Regions from separate parts of the Homo sapiens genome. Here all the other regions are linked to region 1. A link is a contact called in ENCODE Hi-C or POLR2A ChIA-PET data. All regions are on one chromosome and are shown on one strand. Each heading gives the region's core, a stretch centred on a gene start or an enhancer-like site at or near the end of the contact. The rest is flanking DNA. Distances are from core to core; before and after follow the strand shown. Region 1 holds the start of ENO1 (enolase 1). Region 2 holds the start of ERRFI1-DT (ERRFI1 divergent transcript). Region 3 overlaps ERRFI1-DT (ERRFI1 divergent transcript). Region 4 holds the start of PIK3CD (phosphatidylinositol-4,5-bisphosphate 3-kinase catalytic subunit delta). Region 5 holds the start of TMEM201 (transmembrane protein 201). Region 6 has its middle 39 kb from the start of LINC01714.

The links. Hi-C counts contacts between places; a loop is a spot of excess contacts on that map. ChIA-PET counts read pairs that join two places held with the same protein, here RNA polymerase II (POLR2A). Pooled maps may share reads with other maps.
Region 2: a map of B cell shows a loop between it and region 1 (12-fold over the local background). The contact joins the promoter of ERRFI1-DT here to the promoter of ENO1 in region 1. A Hi-C loop is called at or near these places in 1 of 168 maps with a recorded cell type or tissue (B cell), 1 of 37 single-sample maps with no recorded cell type and 12 of 50 pooled maps.
Region 3: a pooled map shows a loop between it and region 1 (10-fold over the local background). The contact joins the enhancer-like site here to the promoter of ENO1 in region 1. A Hi-C loop is called at or near these places in 2 of 37 single-sample maps with no recorded cell type and 3 of 50 pooled maps.
Region 4: a map of CD8-positive, alpha-beta T cell shows a loop between it and region 1 (10-fold over the local background). The contact joins the promoter of PIK3CD here to the promoter of ENO1 in region 1. A Hi-C loop is called at or near these places in 1 of 168 maps with a recorded cell type or tissue (CD8-positive, alpha-beta T cell), 2 of 37 single-sample maps with no recorded cell type and 10 of 50 pooled maps. POLR2A ChIA-PET finds 5 or more read pairs at or near these places in 3 of 52 experiments (GM12878, activated B cell and activated CD4-positive, alpha-beta T cell).
Region 5: a loop to region 1 is called in a pooled map, with 14 times the contacts of the local background. The contact joins the promoter of TMEM201 here to the promoter of ENO1 in region 1. A Hi-C loop is called at or near these places in 1 of 37 single-sample maps with no recorded cell type and 10 of 50 pooled maps.
Region 6: a loop to region 1 is called in a pooled map, with 29 times the contacts of the local background. The contact joins the enhancer-like site here to the promoter of ENO1 in region 1. A Hi-C loop is called at or near these places in 2 of 37 single-sample maps with no recorded cell type and 6 of 50 pooled maps. POLR2A ChIA-PET finds 5 or more read pairs at or near these places in 2 of 52 experiments (CD4-positive, alpha-beta T cell and activated CD8-positive, alpha-beta memory T cell).

What each region holds. Positions count from the first base shown.
Region 1 is chr1:8,875,830-8,880,743 of GRCh38, reverse strand. ENO1 (enolase 1) reads left to right here and starts at 2,058. Exons shown (of 12, transcript NM_001428.5): 1 at 2,058-2,164. It overlaps ENO1-AS1 (ENO1 antisense RNA 1), which reads right to left and starts at 1,909. Exons shown (of 2, transcript NR_038351.1): 1 at 1,784-1,909; 2 at 859-1,179. RefSeq lists silencers at 1,335-1,584, 2,305-2,354, 2,565-2,684 and enhancers at 1,443-2,034, 2,035-2,628, 2,629-3,221.
Region 2 is chr1:8,024,358-8,029,271 of GRCh38, reverse strand. It overlaps ERRFI1-DT (ERRFI1 divergent transcript), which reads right to left and starts at 2,779. Exons shown (of 3, transcript NR_185980.1): 1 at 1,851-2,779; 2 at 1-45. ERRFI1 (ERBB receptor feedback inhibitor 1) reads left to right here and starts at 2,963. Exons shown (of 4, transcript NM_018948.4): 1 at 2,963-3,114. RefSeq lists silencers at 2,878-2,927, 3,048-3,147.
Region 3 is chr1:8,094,625-8,099,538 of GRCh38, reverse strand. All of the region lies in intron 2 of ERRFI1-DT (ERRFI1 divergent transcript), which reads right to left. Among named protein-coding and RNA genes, the nearest start is that of ERRFI1-DT, 71 kb to the right of the region's middle. RefSeq lists enhancers at 2,244-2,293, 1,659-2,858, 3,871-4,914. Within about 2 kb of position 2,043, at least 18 of the 41 ENCODE cell types and tissues checked have a DNase peak (open chromatin) inside an H3K27ac peak, as active enhancers do.
Region 4 is chr1:9,648,870-9,653,783 of GRCh38, reverse strand. PIK3CD (phosphatidylinositol-4,5-bisphosphate 3-kinase catalytic subunit delta) reads right to left here and starts at 2,053. Exons shown (of 24, transcript NM_005026.5): 1 at 1,982-2,053. PIK3CD-AS1 (PIK3CD antisense RNA 1) reads left to right here. Exons shown (of 2, transcript NR_027045.1): 2 at 1-1,174. RefSeq lists an enhancer at 1,001-1,070 and a silencer at 1,251-2,140.
Region 5 is chr1:9,586,995-9,591,908 of GRCh38, reverse strand. It overlaps TMEM201 (transmembrane protein 201), which reads right to left and starts at 2,998. Exons shown (of 11, transcript NM_001130924.3): 1 at 2,866-2,998. The coding sequence starts at 2,978. RefSeq lists silencers at 2,553-2,622, 2,783-2,982, 2,993-3,402.
Region 6 is chr1:8,167,149-8,172,062 of GRCh38, reverse strand. No RefSeq gene overlaps it. Among named protein-coding and RNA genes, the nearest start is that of LINC01714, 39 kb to the left of the region's middle. RefSeq lists an enhancer at 4,441-4,914. Within about 2 kb of position 2,167, at least 26 of the 41 ENCODE cell types and tissues checked have a DNase peak (open chromatin) inside an H3K27ac peak, as active enhancers do.

The DNA of each region.
Region 1 (4,914 bases), core at 809-3,308:
GTTACCTACAGTGCTTCAAGGTGTGGTATTCTGATAGCTTTGGACAGTTATTCCCCACCTGCCCACCACCAATAAAACTTCTCAACAAGCTTACAGCAAGTGAGAAATAATAACTAAATGCAATGCCGTTGTGCTGACTACAAGCAAATGTGAACCCCACAGCCTGCTAACAAAGCCTAAGGAGCTATGGAAACAGGGAGGGCATTTGGCAGCCTGTGAATTTTGAAAAAGATTTCAGGACATCTCTAGTAATCATTAACATTTTAGCTACAATGTGAGGTCGAAGTGCTGGCTCAGAATGTGGCGCTGCAGCCTCCAAGAATCTTGCAACGGCAGCAGTCCGGGATCATGTTCGGCCTCTGATTTCCTGCTAGATTTACTGGTTCTGGCCACAGCAGAGTATCTTTATCTCTCTAACCATTTTTATGTAAAATAAGATTGTTTGGAGCCCTTTCAGGGCCACGCCTTAGAATTGCTCTGAGAGTACCAAGTGCCTGATTTCTTAGAGTCCTTACCAGTAGGAGATGTTGGCTGTTGATTTAGCTGCTGAGTCATGGGGCTGGGGATAGTGGTTTTCAGTAGCCAAAAACGTTAGTGTGTTGCTGGTGAAATCACAAACTCTGCTTGCAAAATTTTACTCTTTTTTTTTTTCTTTTTGCTGAATTTAATCCTAAAGTTCTTGCTTCTTACTCACTGGAAAGCAAATACTATGGTCTCAATAGGCCTTAATTTTTAACCAACGCCATGGAAACCTGTCTGTAGCTAAGAGGATAAAAATGCTAGGGGTTAAGGAAGAAAAGCAGGTTTTGCAGCTGACCAGAAGAAATAATTAAATTCAAGTACATATTTGAACACCTCTTTACAAGGAAATGAGGAAAATCAGATGTTTTAGTTCTCTTACAGACCAGCAGTAATGTTGAAAAATATAAAAGTAGCCGTAACAGAAAACGAAGTGATCATCTCAGCCCTCCCTTGGAGTGGGGGGATATATTGCGGAGCTGAGTTTTAATGGCTATCAGTTCTTGATCAGAAAAGTGAAATCACTCCAACTCCTTCCGTATTCCACGGAATATGACCCGTCTTGAACTTTGAGAAATTCCCCGGGTCTGTGTGAAATTCCAGTTCCAAATAATTCACATGAATGGTTCACAAGAATCCAGGTAGGTTTGATCTAGTTCCCTAGATGGGAATGAGAGGGATGTAAAATTTGAGAGGCAACATGACATGGACTAGAGAGAGAATGAATTAACACTGGGGAAGCACGTGGGGGCGCGCCGGACACCTAGAAGGCACTCAAAAAGTATGAGGTAGAATTAAAGGAAAGTGAACCTTCCTTTGGCTGTCTCGGCCTGATTCTCACCGCAGCAAGGAGAAAGGGACAGGGTCACCTTGGCGGGTGCCAGGCGGAGCCCGGCCAGACGGGCGCGGCTGGAGGGCAGCGCGCAGGCGCAGGCGGCGCACGTGGCCCCGGACACGCAGCGCTGCGGCGGGGCCAGCGCCCCAACCCCGGAGTGGGGCCGAGGCGCGCAGCCTCTCAACGACTCGACGCCAACGGGGTCTCTCGGATCGCGGCGCGAGGCAGGAGGGGCGGGGCAGGAGGGCCGCGGCAGGCCCGGGCCGCCAAAGTTGTCAGCAAGGTCGAGGGCCGGACGTGGGGCCCCAGAGCGACGCTGAGTGCGTGCGGGACTCGGAGTACGTGACGGAGCCCCGAGCTCTCATGCCCGCCACGCCGCCCCGGGCCATCCCCCGGAGCCCCGGCTCCGCACACCCCAGTTCGGCTCACCGGTCCTATCTGGGGCCAGAGTTTCGCCCGCACCACTACAGGGCCGCTGGGGAGTCGGGGCCCCCCAGATCTGCCCGCCTCAAGTCCGCGGGACGTCACCCCCCTTTCCACGCTACTGCAGCCGTCGCAGTCCCACCCCTTTCCGGGAGGTGAGGGAATGAGTGACGGCTCTCCCGACGAATGGCGAGGCGGAGCTGAGGGGGCGTGCCCCGGAGGCGGGAAGTGGGTGGGGCTCGCCTTAGCTAGGCAGGAAGTCGGCGCGGGCGGCGCGGACAGTATCTGTGGGTACCCGGAGCACGGAGATCTCGCCGGCTTTACGTTCACCTCGGTGTCTGCAGCACCCTCCGCTTCCTCTCCTAGGCGACGAGACCCAGTGGCTAGGTAATGATTGGGGAAGGGCTGAGCAACGGGCAGGCGGCGCAGGGCTTTTCTGGGCTTGTGGGGCTCTTTTCCCTCCGAGGGAGGCGGCGCGCCCGCAGGCCCAGCGTGGCGGGGTCGGGGGCACGTGCAAGCCGCCTCCCTGGGTGGGAACTGGCGCCCCCGCTCACCCCGAGGCCCGGGGCGGGGGCGCAATGCCAGGCGCACGTGCTGGGCCCCCGATTTCTTTGGAGGGGAAAGTGCAGATCAACACGTGATTACCGACTGCGGGGCCGAGTCACTGTCAGGGAAGGTCGGGAGCTGCACACGCGAGCTGCTTAGCACAGCGGGAGTTGGGAGTGGAAGTTGCTTTTCCATCGTAGCCAAGTGTAAGGTTTTTGGGATAGACGCAGACTTAGCGGCGGTGGCCACTCAGGCCAGGCCCTTCCTAAAATGGAGGAGGGCGGCGATAGTGGAGATGGCCACGAGGCTGCGGCCCCCTCCCCCACCGGTAGCCCCCGCCTCTCGCCCGCGCTCGCGGCCCGCGCTTCTGCCTAGTAAGCGGTGACTCATTTAACTCCGAGAAGGCACCTCTTGAGGAACCTACAGCAGAGCCGTTAGATCATTGGCAAGTCCTCCAGGCGACCTCGCCCAAGTTGGGCAAGAGCGGCTCCCCGGCTGGCCACCAAAAATCGGGCCTGATCTGATTTGGTTTTTTTTTTTTTTTGAGTTTTGCTATTGTTGCCCAGGCTGGAGTGCAATTGCGCGATCTCGGATCTCGGTTCACCGCAACCTCGGCCTCCTGGGTTCAAGCGATTCTCCTACCTCAGCCTCCCGAGTAGCTGGGATTACAGGCATGCGCCACCACGCCCGGCTAATTTTGTTTTTTTTTTGTTGTTGTTGTTGTTTTAGTAGAGGCGGTGTTTCACCATGTTGGCCAGGCTGGTCTTGAGCTCCCGACCTCAGGTGATCCGCCCGCCTCGGCCTCCCAAAGTGCTGGGATTACAGGCGTGAGCCACCGCGCTAGGCCAAGAAGGATGTATTTTAAGAAAGCTTCCTGTTCAATGTTCCCCTGCTCTGTGCGCTTCTCTGGGCGGTAGGGTCCATTGCTTCACTTGCCTTTCAGGCCCACCCGGGCCCTGACTGCTCCATTCATTTACCGTGTCCCTAATTCGGGGTTCCATCCAGGCAGCTAAAAAAGCTGTGAATGGTCCGGGCGCGGTGGCTCACGCCTGTAATCCGAGCACTTTGGGATGCCGAGGTGGGCCTCCTCAGGATCACCTGAGGTCGGGAGTTAGAGACCAGCCTGACCAACGTGGTGAAACCCCGTCTCTACTGAAAATACAAAAATCGACCAGGCGCGGTGGCTCACGCCTGTAATCCTAGCACTTTGGGAGGCCGAGGTGGGTGGCTCACGAGGTCAGGAGATCGAGACCATCCTACTCTACTAAACCCCATCTCTACTAAAAATACAAAAAATTAGCCGGGTGTGGTGGTGGGCGCCTGTAGTCCCAGCTACTCTGGAGGCGGAGCCTGCAGTGAGTCGAGATCGTGTCACTGCACTCTAGCCTGGGCGAAAGAGCGCGACTCCGTCTCAAAAAAAAAAAAAAATCACCTGGGCGTAATGGCAGGCGCCTGTAATCCCACCTACTCGGGAGGCTGAGACAGGAGGCTGAGGTTGCAGTGAGCCAAAATGGCGCCATTGCACTCCAGTCTGGGCGACAACAGCGAAACTCCGTCTCAAAAAATAAAAAAAAAATCACACTTTATTTTCACATCCTAAGACGTTTGTCTTTTTTTTTTTTTCTGAGACGGAGTCTCTCTGTCGCCCAGGCTGGAGTGTAGTGGCGCGATCTCGACTCACTGCAAGCTCCACCTCCCGGGTTCACACCATTCTTCTGCCTCAGCCTCCTCTCCTGACCTCGTGATCCACCCTCCTCGGCCTCCCAAAGTGCTGGGATTACAGGCGTGAGCCACCGCGCCCGGCCAAGACTTTCTTTCGTCTTAAGTCACTAAAATGAAAACAAAAGTACTGAGGCACCCTAATAAAATTGCCTTTAAAAGTATGACTGAAATACTCAAAGTATACCACAGTGGTGGCCTGGAGATGGGGCAGGGGGATATTGACTGGAAATGGCCTGAGATAACTTTTTGCAGTGATGGAAATGTTACTCGGGTATATAATTTGCCAAAACGCAAAATTAAATCTAAAAATATGTTTAAACAAATTTGCCTTTTTGGAACCTAGTAAAAAGTAAGTACCTTTTTTTGGCTAATGAATAAAACTCCATTGTTACATAGACAACAAAGCCACAGAAGTGACTTCAGTAAATAATTTTGAAAGTTAAAAACCTGCCACTTGCCACCTCAGGACATTCCAGAGAAGATGTTGGAGGGGAGCCCAGGTAGATAATGGCTTTAAACACTAAGTTCCTCTCACCCACCTCAGTTCTATAAGTTGTTCAGTTAGTTTCTTTGGAGAGCGCCAAGGAAAAAAGTAAGAATGGGTTTTTCTTTGAGGAATTGGTATTTGTTGTTCATTGCTGGAAATTCTTGTATTTTTTTTTTTAAGGTGGTGTTAAAGGAAGCCCCTTCCCTTGAAGTATCCTGGTGTTCAAAGAATCTTTCCTCTATTTACAAATTATAAAACCCCGTTGGGAAGAAATAATTAGATGTCATTATTGGCTGGTCCTGGTGGCTTACCCCTATAATCATCCTAGCATGCTTTGGGAGGCCAAGGCAGGGGAGGATCGCTTGAGCCCAGGAGTTTGAGA
Region 2 (4,914 bases), core at 1,530-4,029, 850 kb after region 1:
AGAACCTCACCCTTGTTCTCACTCCAAAGACAGCTTCTTCTTACACTGAAAGAAGGGCAAGTGAAAAGTGACAATTTGGGTCAATGTGATGCAAGTCTAACGTTTTAGATGTTGAGTTCTATTAAAAAAATCAACTAATATAAATTCCTTGGAAAATGGCCTCAAAATTAAGCAGACTGTGAGAGATATAAAAAACACTGTCTTACTTTAAATGTCATGCTTTTCTGGAGATAATTTAAAACAAATTGGGTTCAGGAAAAAGAGACTATTTCCCCGAATCTCTGGTGTAGTGTTCTAATCTATTAAAGGTCAATGAATAATCACTTAATAAACACAACATGCTAGTATTACTTCAAGATGCTTAGCGTTTTGCTTTTAAACTCTTCCCAAGATGTCCTACAATATTATTGACATATCAATGTTATTATAACACATCATTAACAGACTATTAGATAAAAAATTTGTGGGGTGTAAGTCTTCTCATGTAATTCTTCCACAGCTGAGAAAGCCATATTATATAACTGCAAGCTAAACACAGCAAACTAGTGGCTAAACAGGTTTTCCCCAAAAAATGAATAAATCAAGTTTATTTTGCAAGTTGTTTAAAATAGAAAAATCAGATTAATCACATATTACTCATGGGATTTTATGATTTTTGATAATTTACCAAAACATTAGCACATCATACAGCTCACAACTGTAGAGTGAGTATCCTGTTGATCTTCTTTCTCTAAAGAAGGGGTGTGTTTGATGGTTGCTCTGGTGATTATCACTGTTTTATGAATAGGGGAATGTAAAAGCACGCCAATAAGGCCGAAGCACAAATTACAACTGTATTGTAGTGACTTGAAATAGTATAGCCAGGGCTCCTTTCAGATGAAACTTGAGCTCCTTTAGGTGCCCATTCAGTAAATCCTGTCCCGTGAGGTTTGAAAAGATGTACCCTGGCAAGTTCTCACACTCATCTTTTTTTTACACTGATAACAGCATATGGGTAAGCCACAAACATAAATGACGCCAAAATGGGAGGAAAATCGGGACAGATTTTCTTTGGATCAAAAAACCTAGTTAGTTGGTAAGGAACTCTGCAATTAGTTGTGACTCATTTCCATCATCCTAAAATAATACTAAATGAATGGCTGTAAGAAGATAGGTTAACTGAATTGTTGACAAATGGCATAGGCATGAAAATGACCCAACAGCCCCTTGTAAGCCAGAAGAGCCATCAGAAAGGAAGCCAGATTTCTCTCTGCAAAACGTTCGTTTGTTTTGCAAGTGAGAGAGGGCAAAGATACTTCAGATTCTTTTTCTTTTTTTTTTCCTTTTCGTGCTTAAGGCCTTGAATTCAAAATTAGGCCTTTGAATTAAATTAAAAAGAATGTAAGTAAATAATAGTGGGGGAAAGGCAAATCATTTCATGGGGTGTAGAGTTAATAGTTAACCTGATAATAAGGCCAGAATCTCATTCCATATGTTAAACTACCCCAATTAGCTAGTGATCAGTGTCTAACTATCAGGCATTATTGCTGAAGTGCAAGCAGGGGCTCCAGGAGGCTAGAGGTCAGCGACAGGTCTCTGGGCTCTCCCAACAGAGGACCAGCCAGGGAATTTGTTCTAGTTAAAACTAGAGGGTTTCCGTCTGTTTGCTTTTTTTCTGACTTTAGTCACTCTTGGTTTGTTATCATTTGTATTATTTATTTTACGGTTAAACTATAAGCCTAAGTTGCATCACTGGCGCCCCGAGAAACCTCCTCCCACAGGCCCGCTGGGGCTTTGTCCTTGGGCATCCGTGGCCTCTCCAAAGCCAAAAGACGTCGGGGCCAGCTCAGGTCGCCTGAGTAAACACAAACCTGGGAAGCCGAGGGCCCCCTAAGTCAGTAGTGAGGGAGCTCCTCCTGGAAACCCACAGCGACCCTGAAGGGCTCAACCTCGAGCAGGACCTTTCCTCCATATTCCAACGCAGTCAGAGGAGCCCTGGGTTCCCCCCGCGTAGCCTCACCGCCCCACGCCGGCCCACTCTGTCCCCTCATCCTCCCTTGCTGTCCTACTCTGTCCCTCGCCATCCCTCACAGTCCCACACTGTCCCTCACCGCCCCTCACAGTACCTCACCGTCCACTGTCCCACACTGTCCCTTGACATCCTTCATTGTCCCTCACCGCCCCTCACAGTGCCTCACTGTCCACTGTCCCATACTGTCCCACACTGTCCCTTGCCATCCTTCACTGTCCGAGTCCCTCACAGTCCCAAAGTCCCTCACTGTCCCACAGTCCCTCACCGTCCCACACTGTCCCTCACTGTCCTACACAGTCCCTCACTGTCCCTCATCGTCCCGCACTGTCCCTCACCGTCCCACACCGTCTCTCATCGTCCCGCACTGTCCCACACAGTCGCTCACCGGTCCACACGGTCCCTCATCATCCCACACTATCCTTCACTGCCCCACACAGTCCCTAAGTGTCCCTCACTGTCCCTCCCACGCCGCAAGCCCAGTCGAGAGCGGCTCCCCTCTCCCCCTCCAGGGCTTCTTCGGCCCACACGGCCAGCGGCGGCCCGCGGAGAGGAAAAAACACACAATCTTGCCCGGAGCCTGAATTTATGGGAAATCCCGCGCGAAGCGCGATGTGCCCTCAGTTCGGGCAGGAACAGCGGCCGAGGCCCGGGTCGCCGCGGGCTTCTGAGGAAAGCTCGGCGTTGAGAGGCTCCCAGGGCTGCCGCACGGCTCAGGCAGAGGAGCGGAGCTGCGGCCGCGGTCAGCCCGGAGACGCCTCTCCGGGAGACAAAGCCGGCTCCCTGCAGCGCCGCGATACGCCACGGTGGGCCCGGCGCAACGCCTCGGCCACGGCATCGCCCCTTTAAGCGGCGCGCGCCCTGATTGGCTGCGGGAGGAGGCGGGGCGGGACGCGGCGACCTCACGGCCCGGCGGCCTATGCTATATATAGAGGCGGCGGCGGCAGCCGCGGCGACGGCGGTCCGGTGCGAGGCAGAGTGCTAGCGGGAGCGCGAGCCAGCAAGAGGCGCCTGCGCGATGTCCGGGCCCCTGAGCCCGCGGCGCTGAGCCAGCCGGGACGGACATGCGCGGGAGGGCGCCGCGGGGCAGCCGCCGCTCCTCCGGGGTAAGGGGCCTGGCGCGCTGAGGGGGTGGGGAGGGCCACGCAGCGCTCCGTTCCCTCAGGGGGCCCCGCGCCGGGCGCCGGGATCCAGGCGGCTCCCCGACGCGAGGGCGGGGGCGTGGAGGGCGCGGGGAGGGTCGCCGCGACGCGGAGTCTCTGGGATGGAGGGAGAGGCCGGCCGGTCGCTCGCGGGCTTCTCCCCATTGAGGTGTGGAGAGCGGGACCCTCCCCGGCGGCGCAGCCCGGGCCTGGGGACGCCGCGAAGTGCCGGCGCCCGCCGCCTTCTCCACGCCGGCTGTGGTCGTCGCGCGGCCCCTCGGCTGGCCGGGGCCATGCACCCGAGCGCCCGGGATACGTCCCCGCAGCACCGGGACCGCAGGAGCGGACGGGGGTTCGGGAGCGGCGAGCATGAAGGTCCTCGTCCCGCAGCCTGCGCTCGCGGGGTTGCCCGGCGGGGATGAGCGTCTTCGGGCCTGGGGGCTTGTTTGATTTTTTTTTTATTTGTAAAAAGGGGGTTGCGTTGTCTTGTTCACACCGTGTACCCGTAAATCCTGTCTTGAAAGCTGGGGTGGGAGGCTCGGCGATTGCTTGCGGTGGTTGGTACCGGTTCTCTGGCGGTCAGCCCCGCTCCCTCTGCCTAATCTCACAGCGACGATGGTAATGCCGAAATCAGTATTTAAAAATTCGTCTAAGCTGTTCTGAACTCTTCCTTCTCTCCTAGAAACGTGATTCTTTGCTCTGAGTGTCTTAAGTACGGCTTTGAATGGAATCGGACTGCAAAATTATGTGTTCAAGACGTGAATGCTTATTGGGAATTTTGTGTGTGTATTTATATGTATATCATAGCCCTGTACAAATTAGATGACTCTTTAACCGTGAATGGTGCTGTATTAGTGCTTGCTAAGTCTTTATTAGGATTTCATCATTGCTTGAAAGAAACCAGTCTCTTACCTGATAAAAATATGAATAGATGGTTAGTCATAAACTTAAGTCAGAATGGAGACTGTAGCTTTAAAAGAGATGTGTCGGTGACTTGAGGTACACCTGCAACACAGGTAGGGCAAGACTGGTTTCTAGGCAACTGTCAGGGGTGAAGAAAGGTGAGGTTAAAATGCCCTTTTTTTCCCTTCCAGAACAAATGTTCAACCTTTTATAAATGTGTAAGAATGCAGTGGGTACACACATTTGTTGAGACTGAACATCCCAAGTTCACCGTACCTATTTTTTTAACTGCATTTCTTTTCTTATATTTCTGTAATTACAATATACAGTTTTAAGTGAAATTTTATTTGAACAGAGACCAAAGACAGGCTAGGTATCAGCAAATGATCAAATTTTGCAAAGACCAAAATAAAAGAAGCTGGTTTCTTGCTAACATGCTGGCTATAATTGGTTACCAATATGTTATCAAGCAAGTTCTTTTCCAGATATTAGCAAGTTTGAAGAAAAATAACAAAGGATTTAGCATGGACTTCAGAAACTATTTGTCATTCCCTTTGCTTCAAGCAGAAGTTTATTTTCACCTGTGTGTTCCAGGGGACACTCGATAATAAGTGATAGAGGTCTTAGACTAACGATTTATAACCTGACAGATATATTAGATTGTAAACTCCTTAAGGGTAGGCACTCTGCCTTGTATAGCTTCTATCTTATGCAGCCTTGCACATAGTTGATGTTGATAAATAATTGCATGAAAGCATGTTTTACCTTTTAAGGCTCAGCAGGATTGGAGCAGTCATTGATAAGGGTTGGAAAGCAAATCTGTTTAATTTTTTTATGGCTGTTATGAAATGCCTGAATTAT
Region 3 (4,914 bases), core at 794-3,293, 780 kb after region 1:
CTTTAAATTTTGAAATTTATTGGCATCAATTTATTCAAAATATCCCCTTATAATCTGTTTATGTCTGTAGGATCTATGGTGATGGCCTTTCATTCCTGATTTTGGTAATTTGTGTTTTTCCTCTTTTTTTTTTTCTTGATCAGTCTGGCTAGGGGGTATAACTTTTATTAATCTTTTCAAAGTACTAGCTATTGATTTTACTGATTTTTCTCTATTGTTTTATCATCTTCTCTTTCATTAGTTTTCACTCTTATCTTTATTTATGCTTATATTTGGTTTAATTTGCTCTTCTTTTTTTAGTCTCTTAAGGTAGGAGATTAGATCATTAATTTTAGACCTTTCTTTTTTTCCAATATATGTATTTAATGCTGCTATAAACTTTCCTCTAAGCACCACTTTAGCTGCATGTCACAAATTTAGATAAATTGTGTTTTCATTTTCATTCAGTTCAAATATTTTCTAATTTCCATTGTAATTTCTTCTTTGACTCATGAATTATTTAGAAATGTGTTGCTGGGCCGGGTGCAGTGGCTCATGCCTGTAATCCTAGCACTTTAGGAGGCTGAGGCTGGTGGATCACAAGGTCAGGAGTTCGAGACCAGCCTGGCCAATATGGTGAAACCCTGTCTGTACTAAAAATACCAAAAAAATTAGCCAGGCATGGTGGCACATGCCTGTAATCCCAGCTACTCTGGAGGCCGAGGCAGGAGAATTGCTTCAACCCAGGAGGTGGAGGTTTCAGTGAGCCAAGACCATGCCACTGCACTCCGGCCTGGGTGACAGAGAGAGACTCCATCTCAAAAAAAAAAAAAAAAAAAAGAAAAGAAAAGAACTGTGTTGCTTATTTTCCTAATTTGGGGGGATTTTTCAGAGATTTTTCTGTCCTTTGTTGTTGTTGTTTATTTGCTTAATTGTAGCTAAGTTCCAGATAGCAGGGAATTAGCAATAGTGACTGCAGTCCCTTGGCCAAAAGTTTCTCAGACACTTAAACTATTTACTTAGGTAACACATTTTTTTCATGGCTACTGCAAAGGTACATTTCAGACATATGTTTTGAATTAATTAAATCTCAAGATTAATGTTGAAATTTAATATTTAGTATTTTTACATTATATTAATGATTTTTAAGAACCATTGATTTTAAGTTAAACACTTGGGTTCTTGTGCTTTTTTAAATTTGCAGATTTCAGTTCTCATATTTAGATCATTAACTTTGAAACTAAAAATAAGATCTGAGTGGGTAAGCACAGAGGATTTTTAAGACGGTGAAACTATTCTGTATGATACTATAATGGTAGATAAGTGTTTTTATCCATTTGTCAAAATCCATAGAATGTACAACACCAAGAGTGAACTCTAATGTAAACTGTGGACTTCGGGTGATACTGATGTGCCAATGCGAGTTAATCAATTGCAGCAAATTTATCACTACGGTACAGCACACTGGCAGTGGGGAGTCTGTGCCTGCGTGGGCAGGGAGTATATGGGAACTCTCCATTCAATTTTGCTGTGAACCTAAAACTGCTCTAAAAAACAAAGCCTATTTTAAGAAGCAATAAGATCTCAGGCCTTTCAGAATGCCAGATTAATGTTTAAATGTTAAAAATGAAATACTCATTGCTGCTACTAAAATTACCTTAGTTTCTCTAATCCTCTAAGTTTTCAAGTGTGCCTTTTAAAAAAAACCCTTAAGCTTTAATAAGCTTTACCAGATGACAGTAAAATTACTTAGATTAAGCCTCCATGATTTTAGAAATGAAGCATTTTGAGGACTCAATCCAGTTCCTGGGAGATGAGTCAGCTAGTTAATTAATATGATCTTAAGGAAAAATGACCCGTCTTACTTCTCACTGACTGCATACCCTGCTGAGACTATATTAAGATTAGCATTACGAGTGCTGCACAGCTGCCTCTCCTATGAGTTCAACAGGAGCTTGGTAAATAATATCAGAACTGAGTCATTTATGGTTGAATGACACAGAATGAAAAATAAGTGCCTTTCAGGCAGTTCCTGTTGCCTAATATGGACTGAGAAGTAGACACTTTAACTAAAGAGCCCCACCTGTGCCCCAAATGAACCTTTCCCTATAAGGATGTTGATCTAATTTCCTGATCAAAAAAGGAATCCAAAAACGCTGTCAATGATCTGTCTGGGCCTGAACGAGGGCCTATTTTCTCTTCTCAAAGGCCTCGTGCATGGAAGTCTACCGAATTTCTTCCTTGAATAGTTGAGGGTGTTTTGTTGTAAAGATTTCCAGTTAAAGTGGCTCTTTCATCCTAGGGAGAGATCAGAATATCCAGCAGTCCTGCAGGTGGCTAGAGTTTATTGCATTGGGAAGCAGAAACAAGATAACTAAAAACAGAGAATCTGTATTTAAAACTTAGAAAACAGGACTGGTATTTTTATAAGATTTTTTTTTCATTACAACTATCCATTCTTCTGTGAATTAAAAGCCCAGGACACTGATGGCTCGTGGAATTGATGTCACTAGTCCCTAGGCCTTCTTACCTGATAGTAACAGTAAAATGGATATATAACATCGTTTTTCTTCATGGAGCAGAAAAAACTGAGGTTAAATGAAAGCTTTCAGGCGACTGAATTAAACTTGAAAAGCTATAAGGAAAGGGAGCCCTTTTCTAAGGAAGTGACAACAAATTCATAAACTGAATGACTCATAAACTGCTTTCAAATTGCAAAACTGATTATGAATCACTGAAGAAAAACGTAGTCTCACAAAATCTGGTTGTTTAGGAATCAAAAAAGGTAGCCTCTGCTGTTCATTGGCATATTGTCATTCACCATCCTGAAATAACCTTATGGTGAGTGATACTAAAATAGGTCAGTTTGTTAGAAATATTTGCTTAAAAGCCAGATTTGGCTCTAAATTTCTTTTGAATGAATCATAAGAATCTGGATGATAAAAAGAATTACGCTTAGAGAAATGTGCTAGAAACAGGCATTGGTTAAAGATATGGACGTTTCTTTTAGTAGAAACCTGTGTATTTCTGAATCCTTGAAAGAAGGATTGTGGTTGAATAACAATCTGATAAAGGATGAAGTGACCTTCACCATCCGGCCTGCCGATAAAGAGCGGGGAGATGTTCCAAAGTAATCCCACAAGGAGATTCATGATCTAAAAACCATTACCAATAGGTGGTATCTGTATTTCTCTGTTTAAGACTGGAAACTAACGGGTAACTCAAGAATGCTTCCAAGAAACGGTGGAGAATGTCCACTCAAAGATTTTAATCATTAACTTCAGAGCGACTCTAGGCTAACGCCCAGGTCCAGGAATAAGGGACAGAGGCCAATAGTAACACAGATTTTATATTTTTCAACTGGAAAGCTTGGAGATAGTACAGGTAGATACAAATAATATTGGAGTGTTGGAAATTTTCTTCATGTTCATGTAAGGATAGTTTTACTATCAGTTCTTAGGAAATTGGAATATAAATAAACAATAACAATTTATCTAGACCATGTAAACATTATGGATTTTTCAATTTGCCCTGAAAATCTCAGATTTGCTTGATAGATTTCATGTGGTAGCCTCATTAGACCCCAAAGTGGGAGTGGTGTATAAGAAGGGATTCTGAAACCTAAAGTCCTTCAGCGCTGAAGTCTATCTGGCAGGAGAATTTTAAGTTTCCTTGACTTCAGGGGTTAGGTAGGTTTTTTCCATAGGCATAGAGATGAGTCAATTTTAGGTGTTTTTTCCTCATGGGGCAGCTTTGATAGAGTGGAAGGCAGAGAATTTATGACTAGAAGACCTGGGGTTTTGATCCCTGTTCTGCCACTTACTAGTAGGAGGTTGGGGAGGTTATTTGACCTCTCCAAGACTCAGTTTCCTCATCTGTAAAATGGGGGTGATAAAACGATCTCACAAAGTTGTTGCGGTCACGGAATAAGGTAAGGTATGTGAGGGCATGTTATAGGAACCTCGTGAATGTTTAGCCGATATGAATCTTAGCAACTGGGAATCATTATTTTATGTTTCTAGTATCTGATAGTTAAAGTATTTTAAAAATCACAATTTTTTAGAGAAAATAAATAATTTCACCATTGTTACCAAGGATACTGGTCTCCAATACTGCATCTGTGAAGACTGCTTCCCACATCCACAAACAATGAAAAATCCTCATCTCCAGATCCTCCCATTTATCTTAGTAACTGTCTAATGTAAATCCAAAAGAGCAGAAACTATGTCTTCTTTGCACTTAAGACAATCTCCTCACCATAGTAAATACTCAACAAATACTTGAGACGTGTGTTTACAACAAGGCATTTTAAGGGATTCCAGTGTTTTTCTGCCTTCTTCACTTCGGCTCATTCCCTTGTGGAAAACATCGCTTGTGCTGACCAGAGGATGAGCTCTTGGCCCCTTCTGATTCACAGCCTTTTCCTGTGAACCACGGCTCTCAGCGCTAAAAGCAGGATGTCACGCTCATATTTGTTTTGCTTCTCCCCTCTCACCAGGAGTTTAAACCGACTTAGATTAAGAAACTCGAATCTCCGCCATGCTTTTTGATCTTTGGTTAAAGTTCAACGTGACAAGCACATTTGCTGCCCATGGGCACTTTGCCCTCTGATGTGGAGGAGCTCACCATGTCTCAGCAAGAAACACACAACACAACACACCTCACATTTGGGGATGGACGCGTCTCCCTAGGAGCCCTTGATGGCTCTGAAAGTTTGGTATCCAAACTTTTGGATTCCTTTCAAAGAAAAAAATCATCATGAAAGCTCTGCCAAGATTTGAAAAGTGAAGTGGATGGAGTGACTTCATCTTTGAATGCAAGAGGCAGATCACTGGGTGGAGTTAATAAGGGCAGAGGTGAGTCATGGAGTCCTGAGATGCAAATATAATTACAGCTCATTTAGAAATGAGCACGTATGTACATGACCTTTATTCT
Region 4 (4,914 bases), core at 804-3,303, 770 kb before region 1:
AATGAAACTCCAGCAGGCCATGGAAATGCTAAGGGGTTGGCATTTCTGCTCTAGAGAGAGCCAAAGAGAAAGCTCTATTTATATCTCCTTGCGTTTGGTCGCAGCCTCATCAACCAAAAGAACCTTCCGCCCCACTCAACACATCAATCAAATTGGGGAGGGGGTGTGAACAGCAGCAGCGGGTGTTACAGAGGAGTCTCAAGGGTATCTTAGAGGGTGCCTCTCTGAACAGTCGTCCCCTCCAAATCCCCCCCAAGAGAATTACTAGGACATTCTCCTTCCCCCGCAAGCAACGGCACCCCCAGATGATTAAACGCGCTGGCGTCGGAAAGAGCTGGGATCCTGGAGAAACTACTTGTAAACTGTGTGGGTTGGTGAGTTATTTAACTTTTCTGAGCCTTCGTTTCCTTAACTGTAAAATGAAGACAACACCACTCAGCTCCTACAGTTGTCCAGCTGAAATCACCTAGGTAAGAACGACCAGTTCTTTGGGGAGTAATGTCCCGATGGTACCATTCAATTGTCAAGAACACCAAGGCACCGTCAGGCACCCGGGCGGTATCCCACTCTCCTGGAAGAGAGCAGGGGGTTAGCCCTTGGTTTCAAAGTCCCTAGGGAGCAGTAAACCTTCCCCTCCGAGAGCCCTGAGAGAGGAATAATTGCCCCTTCCCACTCCAACCCACGGCACACCCGCCCACATCCACGTGCGGCTGTGCCCAGCATCTCAGAGGTAGGACTTCTCAGGAATCGGCGGGAAGAAGCCCCCTTGATGGAGTCTGGTGGGGTTCAAGATCTGCAGGTCCCACCTTCCAGGGAACACCTGCACAAGTGAGACCTGCCCGATCAGCCCCGCGCTCCATCCGCAAACTGGGCAGATCCCAAGGGTGCCACGCGAGGACCCTGCACCTTGGCCGCTCCAGGGCGCCCCCCACCCGCGACCCCGGAAATCTCGCCCCTACCTGCTTCACCCTCGCCCCACCCACAGCGCACTTTTCGGGACCTCCCAGCGGCCCTTCCCCGGTTCTCTGGACCCCCGTCTCCCCGCCCTGCAACGCCCCCATCCTGGTGCCCACGAAAGGTCGTCCCAGTTCCCCTCTTCTCTACCTCAAAGGAGGAGGTGCAAATGAGGAAGCCTAAATAAAAACAGGAAACTCGATTTTTTTAAAAAGCCTCATTCAGGCTGAATTACGGGTAAGAGTATTTTTTTAAAAAGTCCGGAAATGCAAAGCTGGGGGCGGTTTTGCCGGCGTAACCCCGGCTCGGCCGCAGATCCGGAGCTGATCTCGCCTGCGCCGCTGCAGCAAACGCGGCGAGCAACGCGGGAGGCCCGGGACTGGGAGGCGGGGCGCGGGTCCACGAGCCGGGAGGAAGCCCCGAAAACTTCCACCCCGGCCCCTCTGCAGCCCCGCTCCCCACTTGCCCAGGCTGGGAAGGGCGCACAGGACCCGGGCGCCGGCGAACTGTGCGCAGCCCTCTCTCCGCGCCAGGGCACTCGGGCGACATCACCAGCGCGCTCTCTGTGGACCCCGCTGCCGTACAGAGGAGGCCCCTGGTCCTCTAGTCAGCGCTCGGAGCGGGCGCACGCGCTGAGCGCTTCCAGTATCCTCGCGCCTCAGCCGGCGCACCGGAGGCCGCACCGCCGCTGTGAGCGCAGCTGAAACCCCGCTGCCGGGCCAGGCGGGCAAGGCGCGCAGTGCAGGCGCCGGGGAGCTGCGCACGCCCCTCTCGGCGGGCCCACGGGGGACGGCCCCGGGCCTCTAGGGCAGCCCCCGCCCAGGTCCCAGCAGCCCGGCCCCCGGGGCTCCCAGGACCCGGCTCGCTAGACTCGGGGAGGCGCCCAGGGCCAGGGCGCACGGGCTGTGTGTGCCGGAGAGACGCCCGCCAGCCAGCCCCGCGCCCCCGAGCGCAGCCGCAGCTCCCAAAGCCCCTGGCCGCGGTCCTCTTCCCACCTCCCCTGACGCAGCCAGCGGCGATCGCTTACCGTCCCGGCGCAGCTGGCAGGGCTGGGCGGCTCTGCTCGCGGCCGCTCGGAGCGACTGCGCTGGGCGCGAGTGAGCCTCGAGGGAGGGAGGCGGGGCGCGCCGGGGCGCCCCGCCTGCCGCCAACCCGCACACTCCACTTCCCACTTTGTTTCCTTTTCACTTGCAACAGGAAAAACAACAGGTCCTCCAGGGCCTCGCCTTCCCCCGCCGCCCACACTCCCCAGTTCGCCTACCGCTAGAGGGGCATCATCCCAGGTGCCTCTGGAAGCTGCACCTTGCTTGCCCTTCTACAAAACAAGTTTTCTTTTTATGCAAAGGAAAACAACGAAATAAAGGTCCTAGGCGCCTTTAAGCGCTCCGCCTTCACGCAGGAAAGAATTTCAGCAGGAGCGGGAGAAAGGCTGAGAGCAGGAGAAGAAGAGGGGGTAACCTGCAGCTCTAGGCACCCAGGGACCCCAAGCGCCATTGCGAGGTGACCAGTGTTGGGGCTCAGGACACACACCCAAAATGTGACTATGGGAGACCAGCGTGTGCCACCCCAAAATATACTTCTTCGCCATATTTTGAAGGGATTATTCTTAGAAACTGCAGGCACAGGAGTAGATCTGAAAAGCTGTCCTTTTGTAAAATGATTTCTATCTATAAAGAAAATCTCCAGGCCTGGCACTGTGGCTCACTCCTGCAATCCCAGCAATTTGGGAGGCCGAGGCGGGAGGATCACTTGAGCCCAGGAATTCAAGCCAGCCTGGGCAACATAGGGAAACCCCCGTCTCTACAAAAAAATTAAAAATTAGCCAGTCGTGGTGGTGCACACCTTGTAGTCCCAGCTACTCGGGAGGCTGAGGTGGGAGGATGGCTTGAGCCAGGGAAATGGAGGCTGCAGTGATCCATGATGGCACCACTGCACTCCAGCCTGGGAAACAAAGTGAGACCCTGTCTCAAAAACAGAAAAGAAAAGGAAAATCTCCATTGGTAAAGTATTAGTATCAGGCGGAGGGCTGCTCAGAGCTAACTTTTCTTACCTGAGAAATTTTATCCGCATAAGAAGACAAGCTTCATTCACCTTACCCTCTCTCCCCTCACTCTCCCTTAACTTGTGTACCACCTCCCCAGGATCCCAAGCCTCTATTCCTTTTTTTCTTTTCTTTTCTTTCTTTTTCTTTTTTCTTTTCTTTTTTTTGAGACAGTCTTGCTCTGTTGTCCAGGCTGGAATGCAGTGGTGCCATCTCGGCTCACTGCAATCTCTGCATCCTGGGTTCAAGCAATTCTCCTACCTCAGCCTCCCAAGTAGCTGGGATTACAGGCACACGCCACGACACCCAGCTGATTTTCATGTTTTTTTGTTTGTTTTTTGTTGTTTTGTTTCTTTGTTTTGTTTATTTTGAGGAATCTTGTTCTGTTGCCCAGGCTGGAGTGCAGTGGCGTGATCTTGGCTCACCACAGCCTCAGCCTCCTGGGTTCAAGCAATTCTCCTGCCTCAGCCTCCTGAGTAGCTGGGACTATAGGTGCACACCACCGTGCCTGGCTAATTTTTGTATTTTTAGTAGAGGTGGGGTTTCGCCATGTTCACCAGGCTGGTCTTGAACTCCTGACCTCATGATCCACCCGCCTCAGGCTCCCAAAGTGCTGGGATTACAGGCGTGAACCACCACACCTGACCCAAGCCCTATTCCTTTCTGAAGGAATGTTTCCTGTCCCTTGTAGGATGTTATATGAGCTTTATTCATCTGAGCCTTCATCCAGTCTTGTATTTTGTGGGATTCCCATGCATAGGTCTTAGTTACACATGGTTTTTCTCTTGTTAATCTGCCTTATGTAAATTTAATGTGGAGCCCAGCCAAGGAATTTAGAGGGTAGAGGGAGGCCACTCTCTCCTCCCCTACAGCAGGCATGACTGAGAGGCTCGGGGAGACAGCCCAGGGCCTAAGTCCCTCCTTGCTCAGCCCTGGGTTGACAGCAGCGACCTCCAGGCTTTGGTGGACCAAGAGTATGGGGGTGGTGGGTGAGCCCACCCCTGAGATTACAACAGTGGCTTCATGCCCTCCCAGGATAGGGTGAAGGGTGAGCCAGTCAATTGCTTAGTGAAACAATGGCTTAAAGGACCCTCTTCAATCCAGCCTGGGAAGTAAAGCAGCTGTTATTGGTCCCTTGGACAGATGAGGGATCTGAGGCTTAGAGAAGGACTTTTTCTACCCAAGAGATGCCTGGGCCTCTCAGGACCACCTTGGGCCCCGTGCTGGCTCCAGAGGCTGCAATAAGCAGAGGCCCAGGCCAGGCATGATGGCTCAGGCCTGTAGTCCCAGCACTTTGGGAGGACGAGGCTGGAGGATCCCTTGAGGCCAGGAGTTTGAGACCAGCCTGGGTGATATGGCAAAACCCAGTCTCTACAAAAAAATAGAAAAAATTAGCCGGGTTTAGTGGTGTGCACCTGTAGTTCCAGATTCTCGGGAGGCTGAGGTGGGAGGATCACCTGAGCCCTGGAGGTTGAGACTGCAGTGAGCCATAACTGTGCCACTGCACTCCAGCCTGGGTGATGGAGTGAGATTCTGCTTTGAAAAAAAAAGAAAAAGAGCGAGAGAGAGGCCCAGAGGCCGTTATTCCAGCCAGGAAAGGGGAGAGGGCTTGGGTAAGATGGAGTGGCTTGCTCAATTGTTCCAGTTTTTTTTGTTTTTGCTTTTTTTGTTTGTTTGTTTGTTTGTTGAGACAGGGTCTTGCTCTGTCACCCAGGCTGGAGTGCAGTGGCATGATCTTGGCTCACTGCCACCTTGGCCTCCCGGGTTCAAGCGACTCTCATGCCTCAGCCTCCCAAGTAGCTGGGACTGCAGATGCGTGCCACCATGGCTGGTTAATTTTTGTATTTTTTAGTAGAGACGAGGTTTCACCATGTTGGCCAGGCTGGTCTCACACTCAGGCCTCGGGTGATCTGCCCGCC
Region 5 (4,914 bases), core at 1,749-4,248, 710 kb before region 1:
CATCTGCGGTCGCCCTGAAGCACAGCTGTGCTCACCAGCAGGGCAGACGGCAGAGGGAGGGGACCACCCAACGTATGCCCGGGGTGCGGCGGTTGCTCAGGGAGAGTGCGCAGCAGCAGGAGAGTGAGTGGGAGGGGGGAGCCTGGAAACGGGAAGGGCCGTTACAGGGGACTCTGACTTCCAGAATGAGGCTCTGCTGCATATCCTCTGGGAGGCTGCATCCTCTTTGTCCCCAAACACTAGAAAGGAGACAATCCCAGTAAACACCAACAAAGCCCCGGAGGCGGGGCGGTGGTGTGTGCAGGGATGTGCTGGCAGAGCACGGATCCTGGGCATCGTTTGAAGAGGGCTGAGGACAGGCACCCGAGCAGCAGCGTCCAGGGGACAGGGAGGCCTAGGAAGCCACAGACTTCACGACGGCCTGGACACAGGGAAGTGAAACTGGGGCATCTGCCCCCCAACTGTGCCGACCGTGGTGGCTTCCCATAGGTGCAGAGAAGCAGCCAAGGGGCTCCATGAGCACCCAGAGGTTGAAGCTGGGCTGACAAGCTGAAGTTCTGGTGCGAGGCAGGGCCCTGCCATTTAACAGCCGGGTGATGTGGGGCAGGTAGCCCAACCTCCCCAAGCTTTGGTTTCCTCATCTGTAAAATGGGAGAACAGTAGAGCCCGCCCTGGCAGTTTCATGAGGAGACAGTGTGCTGTGCTTACAGCCATCAGCTGCTCCCATCAGTAACAACCATGGAAGCGAGAGGACTCCATGCGTGGGGAAGCCAGGGCGGGCCCTGACTGAGGCTGTGGGAGGACTCAGTCCTTCAGAGAAGCAGCCTCCTTCCCATGCGCCTCAGCCAGTCCTAAAGCACAAGGTGGGGCTGACCTGCCCACTCCCTCTACATCTTCCTCTCTGTCCATCTCTGTGCTGAGCCTGCAAACACCCACCCAGCCAAGTCGCCTTCCAAAAACAGCTCTCCTTACATGCCCTCCCGAGGGTCATTCAAAACCTACACTGCAGCCAGAGTCAATGCTTGGTTCCTCACTGTCACAGCACTCTCCTCCTCGGAGGAAGGCTCAACCTCTTGCTAGGTTGGTCTGGCTTCTGAATCGTGACAGTGGCCAATTTATGACCTCCAGGTGAAACCCAGTGCTCTATGAGGACATCTTAAAGCATCCTGGGAAAGGCTGGCCCTTCTCGGCCCAATCAACAGCAAGGGTCTCAATGCCACACCGTGACCTGCTGGTGTCGTCAGGGGCGTGAAAGGACTTCCAGGCACCCTCCTAGTTCCCCTGGCACCAGCTAGCCCAATATCTCTCCAAGGCCCCAGACTCTTGTTTCCAGGAGATGGAGAGCTGTGGCCAGCAGGGCAGGAAGGGGAGACAGCATCCCTGAGGACAGCTGCAGTGTGTGGCACAGTGAGCCACCCAGTCCAAGTCCAGCCTCAATAAACACAACGGAGGTGCTGTGTGGCTGGCAGACTATCCCCTCCCCCAGGCTCTCATCCTTGAGGCAACACCCCCCATCCTGGGTTAGCTGAGAGGCGGCTTCGTCCAGGAAGAACACCGGGTGCTGGACCAGCTCAGCTGGCAACATGCTCTGGGAATGTGAGCAAATCACCTGAGGTCTCTGGACCTCGGTCCCCTGGGTATAAAACCACCGGCTTGGACAAGCTGGTCCTGCAGATGCTCAACTTCCAGGAATCCAGCAGAAACCGACATGGAGAGACTTGGGTTGTCAGGGACCTCTGGGCTGGGGTCACTCAATCCCCAGCTACCCTCCTCAGTCACATCTGGCCCATCCTCCAGACACAGCTGATGTCCCTCCCATGCCTTCCTCCTCTGGGAAGCCTCTGTGACTCAACCACCTGTACTTCTTTTTCCCCGTTTCCCCCCTGGAGGAGAGAAGCAGCACCGGTATGTGTTAAGGAAGAACAAACAGACCAGCCAGACGATCAGGGTTCAAACCCCAGCTCTGCCACTTGCTGCTGAGTGGGCAAGTCCCTTCTCCCCTTTTTCCTAAGGGTGTGAGCTCATTGCATCCCTTGCCGAAGCTGCAAACCCATCCACTCTTTCTAGGATGTTCTCACAACCCCACTTTCCCCCCTGCCCTCTGGAAAGGTGGATCAAGTGGAGAAACAGTAAGCTACCTGCGAGGCTCTGCTGAAGCAACAGGCCACTAAGCTTTTATGCCTGGCGATGGAGGCCGATGAAAGAGGCCGGATCTGAACCCGGGGGCCCGCATGGCCCGTGAGCCGGGCAGGGAGGAGGGTGGCCCCGGCCCGTCTTGAACTGTTTGGAGGCATCTCAGGCCTTGCCCACCTCTGGGAGGCAGCCCAGCCTCGGGGTCTGCCCTGCAGATTCCATCGGCTCAAACCATGATTCCTCTCATTAACAGCAAGTTACTGAGCCTCCCTGTCCCTCAGCTGCTCTAGCGTAAGCAGGGGCTGTGGCTCTGAAACGCGCGGATGCGAGGCGTGTAGAAAAACGCCCGGGACGTCACATGCCGAGCAGCAACCGCCAGCCGCGATCGCCAGCATCGCCGTGCACCGGGGCCCAGCACGGGGCTGAGGGCAGGGGCGGCCCGTGCGCACCGGCTCCAGCCCCCCGCGGCTCCCGGAGGAAGTTTGTGGCCCCCGCGCGGCGCTCTCGCCCGCGCCCCACGTTCCCGGAGTCCCCGCCGCTCCACTCGACTCCGCAGCCGCTTCCCGACTGCAGTCTCAACCCGGTCTCGGGGGGCGGCGGCGCGCGCCGGGGGTCTCCGCGCGCCCGCGGGCAGCCCGGGTCCCGGCCGAGGGGGGCAGCGGGCCGGGGCGGCGCGGGGGCGGGCCTGGCGGGCGGCGCAGAGGGCCGCGTGGGGCCGAACCATGCACTCACCTCCGCGCGATCCGGTAGAGCAACACGCCGGCCGCGGCGCACGCCGTGACCCCCAGGCCGCCGGCCAGGCCGGCCGTGGGGCAGCGGGCCAGCAGCGCGCTCACTCCCTCCATGGCTCTCCGCGTGGAAGGACGGCAGGCCGGCAGGGGGGTAGGCGGGTAGGCGGGTAGGCGGGTAGGCGGGCAGGCGGGCAGGCGGGCAGGCGGGCAGGAGGCGGTGACGCCGGGGGCGCGGGCCGCAGGCGGGACGCGGGGCGGCGACGCGCGCCTCCTCGCGCCGTGACCTTCGCCGCTTTGTAGCGGGCGCGGGCCCGCCCCCTGACTCGGCGCGCTCCCGTCGCGCAGCCAATCGGGACGAGGGGTGAGCCCGGGTGGGCGGGGCGGCGGCGGAAGCGACAGAGCCGGCCGGGGAGCGCCCCCGCGCGGCCGGAGGTGGAAGGCGGCGCGGGGAGGGCGGGGCACGGAGCCCTGTAGGAAAGCCCCGCCTTCTGCCTCCCGCGCCAGCCGCCAGGCCCGGAGGTCTGGCTGCAGACAGTCCACCGAGCTTCTGCTAAGGGGAGCATCTCCAGAGTACGCAACTGCTTGTAATTAGTCTTTTTCCCCCTCGCTAATCCTGTCTAGTCAAACCCAGCCTATGCGCCCAGTGCTGTTTAGCAGCTCCTTGAGCCGCTCTAATGGTTGAAAAACTAGCTTTTTAGAAACACGATCATCCACGGATAGGGACATGGTTGAATAAATCATAGGACAGCCATAGTTCGGAACATAATGCAACCATTAGAAAGAATGCCAGATCCAGGCAGGGCGCGGTGGCTCACGCCTGTAATCCCAGCACTTTGAGAGGCCGAGGCGGGCGGATCACGAGGTCAGGAGATCGAGACCATCCTGGCTAACACGGTGAAACCCCCTCTCTACTAAAAATACAAAAAATTAGCCGGGCGTGGTGGCGGGCGCCTGTAGTCCCAGCTACTCGGGAGGCTGAGGCAGGAGAATGGCGTGAACCCGGGAGGCGAAGCTTGCAGTGAGCCGAGATCGCGCCACTGCACTCCAGCCTGGGCGACAAAAGCGAGACTCCTTCTCAAAAAAGAAAGGAAAGGCAAGGAAAGAGAGAGAGAGAGAAAGAAGGAAGGAAGGAAGAAAGGAAAGAAGGAAGGAAAGAAGGAAAGAAAGAAAGGAAGAAAAGAAAAGAAAGCCAGATCTGGAGTTATTGGCATAGATGGATGATACATTGTTTTTAAAAAGCAACATGCAGGCAGGGCGCGGTGGCTCACACCTGTAATTCCAGCACTTTGGGAGGCCGAGGCGGGCGGATCACCTGAGGTCAGAAGTTCAAGACCAGCCTGGGCAACATGGTGAAACCCCATCTCTACTGAAAATACAAAAATTAGCCGGGCGTGGTGGTGCACACCTGTAATCCCAGCTACTCGGGAAGCTGAGGCACAAGAATCGCTTGAACCTGGGAGGCGGAGGTTGCAACGAGTCAAGATTGTGCCGCTGCATTCCAGCCTGGTGACAGGAGACTCCTTCTGAAAAAACAAAAACGACAACAAAAAAGCAACATGCAGGCCGGGCACATGGTGGCTCACGCCTGTAATTCCAGCATTTTGGGAGGCCGAGGCAGGCGGATCACAAGGTCAGGAGCTGGAGACCATCCTGACCAACATGGTGAAACCTGGTCTCCACTAAAAATACAAAAATTAGCTGGGTGTGGTGGTGGGCGCCTGTAGTCCCAGCTACATGGGAGGCTAAGGCAGGAGAATTGCTTGAACCCAGGAGGCGGAGGTTGCAGCGAGCTGAGGTTGCGTCACTGCACTCCAGCCTGGCAACAGAGTGAGACTCCATCTCAAAAAAAAAAAAAAAAAGAAAAAGAAAAAGAAAAAGCAACATGCAGATTGATTTTTAAATAATATCCAAAGCTTAAATAAAGCCTTATGTGCTTGTGGGAAGTGGAGAATAGTTAACACTGAACTGCAAACTGATTACCTGGTGGTGGGAGGAGATTCAAGGGGAAGAGTCACTGTGTTTCATTATTGATTTCAGCTAAATTACTAGT
Region 6 (4,914 bases), core at 918-3,417, 710 kb after region 1:
ATCCAGAGCAGAGCATGTATTGGGTGCTCAATAAATATCAGCAAATGATGAACAAATGTTGAGAGGAGAGAGGGATAAAGATGTTTGAGAATGGCTCATCGCATGTGATACGCCATGTGATCTGCCTATATTTGTCATCAAAGCCTTTGAGTCAGAGTTGTGCTTCTTTTAGGTGTATCACTGTGCAAAAATCAAGTTTTATCCAAGTTACATTTTATTTAGAATTTTTGTAATCTAGAAAGCTACTGATCTCCATAGATGTTGGAGTGCAAACAGTTTCTCCAAATTCTTATGATCTGCACTTGAGATTAATTAGGATTCTTTTGTTTACCTGCTGGGAAGCCCAAGATTATATGAATTTCTTTTAAAATTTTAAAATTATTTTTTACAGAGACTGGGTCTCCCTATGTGGTCCAGGCTGGTCTCAAACTCCTGGGCTCAAGCGATCCCCCTGCCTCAGCCTCCCAAAGTGCTGGGATTACAGGTGTGTGCCACCGTGCCTGGCCTTATGTAAATTCTAAAAACCTAAATATCCTTCTTTACAGATTCCTAAGCCATTGATCCCCAGCTGTCCCACCTCTCTAGGGTTTCTCCTGCAGCTTTCTTGCCCTCTTCACCTTCCATGTCCAGGAGCCTCAAGTTTGCCACCATTACAGGAGTCTTTAAAAACGTAGATATCGGCCGCAGTGGCTCACACCGGTAATCCCAGCACTTTGGGAAGCCGAGGCGGGTGGATCACCCGAGGTCAAGAGTTTGAGACCAGCCTGGGCCGGGTGTGGTGGTTCACACCTGTAATCCCAGCACTTTGGGAGGCCGTGGTGGATGGATCATGAGGTCAGGAGATCGAGACCATCCTGGCTAACACAGTGAAACTCCGTCTCTACTAAATATACAAAAAAAATTAGCAGGGCATGGTGGCAGTTGCCTGTAGTCCCAGCTACTCGGGAGGCTGAGGCAGGAGAATGGCGTGAACCTGGGAGGCGGAGCTTGCAGTGAGCCAAGATCACACCACTGCACTCCAGCCTGGGCAACAGAGCAAGACTCTGTCTCAAAAAAAAAAAAAGAGTTTGAGACCAGCCTGGCCAACATGGTGAAACCCTGTCTCTACTAAAAATACAAAAATTAGCTGGGCGTGGTGTTGGTCACCTGTAATCCCAGCTACTCGGGAGGCTGAGGCAGGAGAATCACGTGAACCTGGGAGGCAGAGGTTGCAGTGAACCATTGCACTCCAGCCTGGGCTACAGAGCAAGACTCCAACTCAAAAAAACAGCTCAATTCTGGACAGCCCCATGCCCATGCCCACCTGCACGACAGAGCACTCTCAATGGCCAGGCACTATCCTGGGGCCTTCACCTGCCCTTGCCATGTTGTCACAATTCTACAGGTGAGCATGTGGAGGCTGACTTCAGCACAGTGTCTGTCACTGGTAGACTGTGGGGCAGGGATTTGGGATTAAGCTTCTTGAGTCCCAACCGGATGCCCCTTGACCATCACTTTATGCTGCCATTACCGGGGAGGTTCAAGCGAGGACAGTGCTGAGTGTCCGAGAGTGTCCAAGCTCCTGACCCGCTCCTGCAGTGGGAAGCCCTGGTTGGGCCCCAGTGTCTCCTGACAGCTACCCTCTGGGCCTCCTGGCCTGCCTGGATCCCGCTTCTTAGAACAAAGGTGAGACTGGCCACCTGCTTGTTTGTACTCGGGACAAACTGTGTACACGGCCTGGTCCATAAAACCCCCTGAGCTCCCTGCTGTTTACCTGTCCTGTCTCCCCAGGAGGCTAATGGGAGGCGAGCTGGTCTCTGTCCTGGAGCTGCCCCTGCCCTGGCCATGCCCTGGCCGCATTTCTGGATCAATGGCCACTGACCAGAGGCCTGACTGTGCCACTGACCTACACGTTGGTGCCACTTCCCTGAGGGGCTCATATGTGGACGTTTCATGGAAGGGATAGCCCCTCCACTTTTTTGATGAAGTTGAATTTAAACAGGATGAAACTTTGGCCCTTGTCACTTTTTTTTTTTTTTTTAATGTTTTTAATTAAATTGCCTGGGTCACTGACACCCTGGAGAGACTAGGAAATGCAGCGTTGCAGTTTGTTAATGATACACCATCTGTTTGTTCGCACTGTGTGGTCACGTGATCTTTGCTCTGCAGAACATCCTGTCTCACTGGCCTAAACCAGTTTACGGCTGAAATGCTTAGGATGAATGCCAGAAAATCTCTCTCTTTTTCTTTGTCTCTCTCTCTCTTCCCTCTCCTTTTTCCCTCCCTCTCCCTTTCTTTCCCTTACCCATTTTAAGATCGGCTATTAACCCCAAACTTGTTGGCAGAATTTGTATTAACTATTTATGACACTTCATCACCCGGTTCCATTGCAGTATTGTAGCCTGACTTCTGAGCCAGTAAGGTGGCCATAGCTCAGACAAATGGGGGAAATTTCAGGGTCGGGGTGGGGAAAGCCCATGACAGCTGGCCTTTGAGGGCAGCATCACCCAGCCACAGCTCAAGGGGAAGCGTGGACCCCCCAGGGCAGTGGAGGGTGAAACCAGGGAGCCCCTTCTGACCCATCACCAATGGTCTCATTGTGACTCATTTTCTTTACCCCTACAATTCATGATCATTGACTCATCTCACATGATAATTAGATTAAATCCATGAAGAGTGCTGCATCCTAGGTATTTTGTTGTTGCTGTTGTTGCGGCCCAGGCTGGAGTGCAGTGGCGCGATCTTGGCTAGCTGCAAACTTCACCTCCCAGGTTCAAGTGATGCTCCTGCCCTAGCCTCCTGAGTAGCTAGTATTACAGACACCTGCTACCATGTCCAGCTAATTTTTGTATTTTTAGTAGAGGTGGGGTTTTACCATGTTGGCCAGGCTGGTGTCAAACTCTTGACCTCAAGTGATCCCCCTGCCTCGGCCTCCCAAAGTGCTGGGATTACAGGCATGAGCCACCATGCCCGGCCCATCCTAGGTTTTTCTTGTTTTTTATTTTTTTGAGACGGAGTTTTACTCTTATTGGCCGGGCTGGAGTGCAGTGGTGTGATCTTGGCTCACTGCAACCTCTGCCTCCCAGGTTCAAGTGATTCTCCCCACTCAGCCTCCCAAATAGCTGGGATTACAGGCATGTGCCACCACACCCGGCTCATTTTTGTTTTTGTTTTTGTTTGAGATGGAGTCTCACTCTGTTGCCCAGGGTGGAGTACAGTGGGGCCATCTCGGCTCACTGCAACCTCCGCCTCCCAGATTGAAGCAATTCTCCTGCCTCAGCCTCCCAAGTAGCTGGGATTACAGGCGTGCACCACCATATCCAGCTAATTTTTAGTAGAGACGGGGTTTCACCATGTTGGTCAGGCTGGTCTCAAACTCCTGAGCTCTTGATCCGCCCGCCTTGGCCTCCCAAAGTGCTGGGATTACAGGCGTGAGCCACTGTGCCCGGTATAATTTTTGTATTTTTAGTAGAGACAGGGTTTCTCCACGTTGGTCAGGCTGGTCTTGAGCTCCTGACCTCGTGATCTGCCTGCCTCGGCCTCCCAAAATGCTGGGATTACAGGCATGAGCCACTGCGCCCAGCCCATCCTAGGTATTTTTAAGAGCTGTAAGTTTTATTCGTTTTCAAGAAAACTGGGCCTCAAAAGGAAAAATAACAGAGGCCCAGATGCTGACCCTCTGGTGGAAAATGCCATGGCTCGTTGAACCCCTTTCTCACAATGGAAACTGGAATCCATGTGGCAGAAGATGGATGGCTGCGAAAGATGATTTAGACAATGTTCAGGAGTCCAGCAGCTCCAAGGTATTGCAGTGCCCACAGACACTCACGGTGTAGCTTGACTCTGCTACACCTCAGTCATGTCCTCAGTCATTCCTTCATGAATAAGGTGACCAGTCACCACAGGAAGGGCATGTCCTGTGAGTGGCCTTCTGAAGGGACAGGATGTGACTGGAGCCACAGAGGAGGTTGTGGTTGGGGTACAAGGAGATGGCTCAGCCACCAAGCTGGGGATGCTCACACACGCAGGGTCTCAGCATGGCAGGCAGGGGCTGCTGTCAACAGGGTCCCCATCTGCATGCAGCCCCGGTCTCTTCCAATGACTAGAAGCTCCCAGGGCTGTCCTGTTCTTCCCTTCTGTCAGATTTCACTTTCTGGTTGTAATTTGGGAAGGGCTTGTCCACACATTATCTGATTCTGTCTTTTTTTTTTTTTAGACAGAGTCTCGCTGTGTCACCCAGGCTGGAGTGCAGTGGTACCATCGGGGTTCACTGCAGCCTCCACCTCCCAGGTTCAAGTGATTCTCCCGCCTCAGCCTCCTGAGTATCTGGGACTACAGGTGTCTGCCACCACGCCCAGCTAATTTTTGTATTTTTAGTAGAGACGAGCTTTCACCATGTTGGCCAGGCTGGTCTCAAACGCCTGGCCTCAGGCAATCCACCCACCTCGGCCTCCCAAAGTGCTGAGATTACAGGCGTGAGCCACCACTCACATCCGATTTCATCACTTACTTGAGACCCTGATAAAGTTTAAGGTGTGTGTGTGTGTGTGTGTGTGTGTGTGTGTGTGTGTGCTTACAACAGTAGAGACTTTTTTTTTTTTTTTAGGGGAACTGGCCCATATGGATGACTCATCTCTAGGTGTTTCACACTCTAAGCTTATGAAATGCTTCTCCAATCAGCTAAGAACCAATGGCCCAGAACTTTATCAACTTCTGATAGGAGTTTGCAGCCCACAAAACCCAGCTCAGCACACTCCCTGCAGAGAAAACATCTGCACCTGGGCTTCTTGGCCCAGAAAAAGGTGATGTAGCCACTTCAGAGTAAAGTGTAGCCATTGTTCCTCCTCCCCCTCTGTCATCGTCAGGATGGACCGCCTGCTGGGGGCCCTTACTGGGATATTGTTTCTCTGATTTATCTTTTAGCTTCAAGTAAAA